2 separate regions of the Homo sapiens genome follow, and region 1 is linked to region 2. The links are chromatin loops, found by intact Hi-C in ENCODE. Cell type or tissue: mammary epithelial cell. All regions are shown on one strand. Links, peaks and the distances in the headings refer to the core of each region. The heading gives the core; the rest is flanking DNA. Region 1 overlaps RRAGD (Ras related GTP binding D). Region 2 has its middle 25 kb from the start of GABRR1.

Region 1 (2,870 bases), core at 1-2,500, 130 kb before region 2:
TTGCTTGAGCCTAGAGGTTCAAGACCATCCTGGGCAACATAGTGAGACCTCATCTCTAGGAAAAATTCAAAAATGAGGTGGGAGGATTGCTTGAGCCCAGGAGGTTGAGACTGCAATGAGCTGTGATTGAGCCTTGCACTCCCACCTGGGTGACAGAGTGAGACCCTGCCTCAGAAATAAGAACAGGATATGTCTGAAATTTCCCAAGTTGAGTATTTCATTGTACCCTTCTCATTGAGCCAAGTTCTTTTAGCTAAGCTTTTTAAGACAGTTTGTTGCACATAAAAGCAGAGAATCTTGAGGCTCTCACATCTCATATTCAAATTGCCATTTAAAAATCGTTCCTTTGCTCCTTTGTTTTTATTACTTTTCCCCTTGCTTGTGACATTGGTCTTTCCTTGAGGAAATTGACTCCTGGTTTTACTGCACTAGTGGTTCACTCTCTCTGCAGAAGCAGCAGAGGGCACTACTCAGAGGTTTTCCTGCTCCTGGAAACCGAGACGGTGCCCTCCCCGCCCTCCCCTTGCAGTTAGTTGTATAACTAGTTTGAAGAATTTAATCCTTGGCCGGAATCCTAATTCTTCCTTTGGACGCGGCTCTAGAAGCATCCACTGATAGATAGAAATAATTGTTGGGCTAGTTATTTTAATAAATTCAAAGATAGTAAATAGAACTGACCACCTTATCCTAATTGGTGTAAACATAATGTTGCTCTCAGGACTTTTACAAATTACTAGTAATGATGAAAAATGCACTCATCAAGACTTTGGATTATCTTTTATTCTATTTTTTGTGTCACTGATACATTTCTGAAAACACAAGAAGATTCCCTCCTACTATTTCTCCACTTAAAATACTTAATACTGAAAAGCTGAGTGTCATTGGTTGTTGAATTTCTGCTGGAGTTGGCGAGATGACTGTTAACACTCTAAAATTAGGGGCTTCGCTTTCCCTCGGGCTTATGAGAATGGTTTAAATATAATAGATACTCAGTAAATATTTATTGATTGATACACAGCTTTGGGATCCCAAGTCAGGATCTGCCTCTACTCAGTCTAATAATGCCCTTTGGGGAGAAACATTTTTCATTACAGATTTCTCTTAATTGTAAGAAATCTTTAATTCTGAAAGGTTAAAAAAAAAGTTCAGTTCAGTCGTTCTTTAAATCTTTTGGGTCATAGGAACCTTTGAAAATATGGTCTATGCTCTGCAACCTTGCATCAGGAAAAATCTTCCTTCACAAGACTTTGCCTATAATTCCTAAAGATTTATAGCAATTTCTGAAGGCCAGCTGCAGACATCCCAGGGAAATCTCTGGTCCTTACGCTAAGACCATCCTCTACTGCCCCCTACTGGCTTGTCCTGGCCATGGGTCCCATGAAAAGATGGAGATTATTTCTACGTGACATTTATAAATATTTTTGTTCTCTTCTCCAGGGCTAATTGACTATAATTTTCATTGCTTCCGGAAGGCCATTCATGAAGTTTTTGAGGTGAGAATGAAAGTAGTAAAATCTCGAAAGGTTCAGAATCGGCTGCAGAAGAAAAAGAGAGCCACCCCTAATGGGACCCCTAGAGTGCTGCTGTAGGTGAGGTTTCAGGAATGTCTTTTGAAATCAGACCTTATCCATGAGGCTGCTGCGCCATGTTGCACTAAAGGAAGAGGAAGAAGGAGATTGGGACACATACCATTGATTTGTTGTTAAAAAAAAAAAATTCCTGCAACCCTCTTGATCTTCTCTTTTATAAATAAAGTAAGCACTTTGAAGCAAAAACTTGTATATTAACAGTGATGTGAAATCCATTGTCATTTCATTACACAAATGTAAACTTTTATGGTCTGTAGTCAAAAAAATCCCGTGTGAGAACTGCCAGGAATTGTACATATTTTGCACTTTTTCATGTTTCTCATTGAACTGAACTTTGATAAAACGACTTTTCTAAGCTTTTTTTCTGTACTTGGTGTCAAGGACATGCATACTGTAGTCCATATCTATATGGCAATCAGAAATTAATCAAAAAGTGATGCATTGGTAATGACTTTTTGTAAATTTGGAAATCTTTGCTACCAATTGTTGAGAAAAATCATTTTTCAGTGGAGCTGGAACAGATTGGAGCTACAAGCTCCAGGAGCAATAAGAACTGTCCCCTATTTATAATGGGTGTAAACAGTTTTGTAGAATAATGCTAGCACCAGACTTACCTAAAAATTTCTATAGCAGTGGCTGTGCTTCCCTGCTCAACGGTTTTTATGAAGCTGTTTACCTCAACACACATCTCTATAATCACTTTATACAGAGAGGTTATTTCTTTTTGTTGCATTAGTATTCTTTTGAAACTTTGGGACCAGATTTCCAAAATGGTGCCGAACACTGGAGAGAAGTAAGAATGTCACTGAATTGTAGGGTTTCTGGAGGCTTTTCTGTACCTACCACCCAGGGCTAAAGTAACATCAGAGGCCTAAAGTTGTTCCAAAAGTATGTGATTGGCAACTGCAGACTAAAAAACATAGATACAATTCTGGACTTTTGGCCCTGTGCGATGGTCTGGTGTGCTGCATTTAAAATGCTTATTCAGGACCAGTTCTTTATTGCTCCATGACCATAGTGAATAGAACAAATCGCAGAACCCCACCATGGAGCTCAATCCTGTTAGTCACTTTTGTCACCTCCACATCTCCTTCTCACTGGTGATAACATGCCTCATGTACTCCACTTGTTCCCACCTTATGATTAAGCCAAGCTCAGCCTGCCACCAGCATGCTCTGCAAGGCTGAAGAGTCATCCTGAAGACCCCTAAAGGTCAGTGGGAAAAGGATGGCTGGAGAGACATTACAATTAGCTGTGTAATTGTTTCTGTGAAATTATTTC
Region 2 (2,920 bases), core at 110-2,609:
CCCAACATCTATCCCACCTAAAATAGTCATGATTCTTAAAGATGCCTAAGGTAAGTTCATGCCATCAACGATCAGCTGCAATCCCCACAAACCTGTGATTTATAGTCACATCCAAGCTGCCCTGGATGTTCTCCTGGGCCCAGGTTATGGAGCAAGATTCATGGTGACTTCAGAAGCCCCTAGGGAAAGCATAACCTAGGGAAAGCCCAGCCCTAAGCCTCACAAGGCAGAAGTCCACAAAAATTAGTTCCACTGGTTCATAAAGAGCCCGTGTTTTCTCTTTCCCTTAAAGCAAAGAACCAAATAATCTGAAAAAAAAAAAAAAATGAAGATGAATGAAAACACTCTGAAGCTTATTTTGTTTTCATTTTTCAATAGATTAAAAGACAGTGAAATTTATATTAACTTATTTTAAGAAATTATATGCAATCAAAGTTACTCTGTGAGTCAAGACAATCACATGCTGAAAAAAGTTAAATAGTAATACATTAAATCACACAACTTGTGTTATGTTGTTCTTCCTATTGTATCTTTACTCATGAGTTCAATTTAAGTGTGTTGTGTATTTTATCACAAAATTAAATCACACTCTTTCTTTTCTTCAAGAGTTGACAGTTTCTAATGTGGCTTCTCATTCAAAGAATTTATTCTTGTCATCCCCCCAAGCCTCTATTTCATTCCAATGAATCAGCTCCTCTAATTAGCAGGGAAGAATCTGGAATTAATTAACTAAAAGATCTGAGTTGTCATCACAATGTCCTGTTGGGCAACATGGTAAATAAGGAGAATGTGTCACAAATAAAATCATTTTACAGATCAGCCATTTCAGGAAGGGGCAGGAGAGGACAGAGCTCACAAAAAAGCCCAAGCCCGGGATCAAAAGCACAGGTTTTCCTATCTATTAATCATGTGTCCTGGGGCAAATGACTTTATGTTTCTGGGCCTCAGGTGCTTCCTCAAGGAAGTGGAGGTAGTAACCTGCTATGCCTACTTCAAGGGCTTGTTCTTGGGGCCAAATGAAATCACTGATGTGAAAATGTTTTGTAAATGCCAAAGCACCATTCAATTGCAAACTATTATTATTCCAAGGCAGTTGGATTTGCTGGGGGGCACAACAAAAGAAGTCCTTGCATTTTGTATTCAGTCCTCAGACAACATGCTGAGGGGACCCCATTTCCACACACCTCTTCCATCCTAGCAGCCCCCATGAAGGGCTTCTTACTGCCACCGTGGCTTTAAGCCTAATTGATCTCACAACATTTCCTTTTTTCACCACCACATCTGCCCCTAGTGACGTCCCTGAAACCTGACAAGCATATCGAATTTGATCAAAAAGAAGCCTGGGGACTTCTTGTGAGTCTGTATTTGAGCCTAGAAGCCTATGGATTTCAATCAAAGGCAGGCTTGGAAATGAAGAAAAGGTTGCCTTAAACAATTTTTACTATGATTCCAGCAGAGGGAGACAGGACTGCACTTTCCCACAGGATATGCATTTTAATTTAAAGGTTTACAATATGAAGAGCATGCCTGCCTGCCTGCCTGCCTGCCTGCCTTCCTTCCTTCCTTCCTTCCTTCCTTCCCTCCTTCCTTCCTTCCCTTTTCCATCAAATCATGGTAGTCATGATTTTAATGCCCCTTGGTGGAGAAAGTACATGGCTGAAGGCCATTACAAATTCAGCTATGCTTCCAAAATGAGTTTGTGTCTCTTGATCACAAAAGCCACTAGGGCATTTGGAAACAGCAGTCAAGGCACGTTATATATTCTTACTGACTCTTCATTGATAGTTCATATTTATAACCTCTAATTTAAACTGGAGATTACATTTTAAAAATCACTTATGGCTCCTGGTGGAAAGAGCTAGCAAAAGTAAGAAGTAGGGGTTGCCTCATTGGAAGGAGACTAAAGTGCCCAACTTCCTAAGAAGGATTTTGGTCAAGTATTTAATGGATTGCTCAGAGAGTCACCAGATAATTGGTCTGAGTAGTTGTAAGACATTTATTATTTGTGGGTTTTTGTGAGCCAGGCCTTTAAGCAGGAGATGTTTATTATTTGATCAACAATGAGAAATAGGCCGGGTGCAGTGGCTCACGCCTGTAATCCCAACACTTTGGGAGGCCAAGGGAGGTGGATCACCTGAGGTCAGGAGTTCAAGACCAGCCTGGCCAATGTGGTGAAACCCTATCTCTACTAAAAATACAAAAAAATTAGCCAAGTGTGGTGGTGGGCGCTTGTAATCCCAGCTACTTGGGAGGCTGAGGCAGGAGAATCGCTTGAACCCGGGAGGTGGAGGTTGCAGTGAGCCGAGATCATGCCCATTGCATTCCAGCCTGGGTAACAATAGCGAAACTCCGTTTCAAAAACAAAAAATGGTGAGAAATAAGAACTCAAAAAGAAATGTAATTTTTCATCCAATAGTGTACAAAGTGTTATTCTGGGTGCTGACTGTAATAAAAAGATGAATAAAATACAGTGATGCCATTTAGATTGTCCTTTGAGAAAGAGGACTAACAAGGAATATGTGAAACAGTAGCCAAATATTTTAGGCAGCAAATAATTAAACCCTAAAGTCATGTGGTACAAAATAAATACCACTGGTACATGGACAAAGAGAGCTCCCAGTGAGCTACTGTGGTCAGGAGAGGTTATTTTATGGAGGAGATGAGCTTCACATAATGGTTTGGGTTTAGATAGACTTTTCAAGGTGAGAAAAATTGGGGCAATTATGGTATTGGGTTTTTAAAAATGAAATCAATGCTAATCAGAAATACTTTTTATTTCAACCCTTGTTGACGTTTTTCCTAAAATGTAGGAATATATGGACATCTGAAATTGTTTCCTATATTTTGAAAATACTTCAGAATTAAACTCAGAAAAAATTTAAATGTATTTATGCATTTCCTTTTTAGGAAATAAAAGCTT

The links. A loop is a pair of places that touch in the nucleus more often than their neighbours do. Peaks named below come from ENCODE experiments on the same cell type or tissue, not always from the same donor. Only the 100,000 strongest peaks of a DNase experiment are listed, where the experiment ranks them.
Region 1: it touches region 2 in a loop (5-fold over the local background); 4 of 110 quality-filtered maps call a loop at or near these places.

What each region holds. Positions count from the first base shown.
Region 1 is chr6:89,366,775-89,369,644 of GRCh38, reverse strand. It overlaps RRAGD (Ras related GTP binding D), which reads left to right. Exons shown (of 7, transcript NM_021244.5): 7 at 1,438-2,870. The coding sequence ends at 1,589. Among named protein-coding and RNA genes, the nearest start is that of UBE2J1, 15 kb to the right of the region's middle. RefSeq lists an enhancer at 1,379-1,608. In mammary epithelial cell, for the core only: CTCF peaks have their summits at 439 (motif pointing right) and 1,350 (motif pointing left); a DNase peak (open chromatin) is centred at 494.
Region 2 is chr6:89,241,297-89,244,216 of GRCh38, reverse strand. No RefSeq gene overlaps it. Among named protein-coding and RNA genes, the nearest start is that of GABRR1, 25 kb to the right of the region's middle. In mammary epithelial cell, for the core only: a CTCF peak has its summit at 1,451 (motif pointing right); no DNase peak of the experiment used is centred there.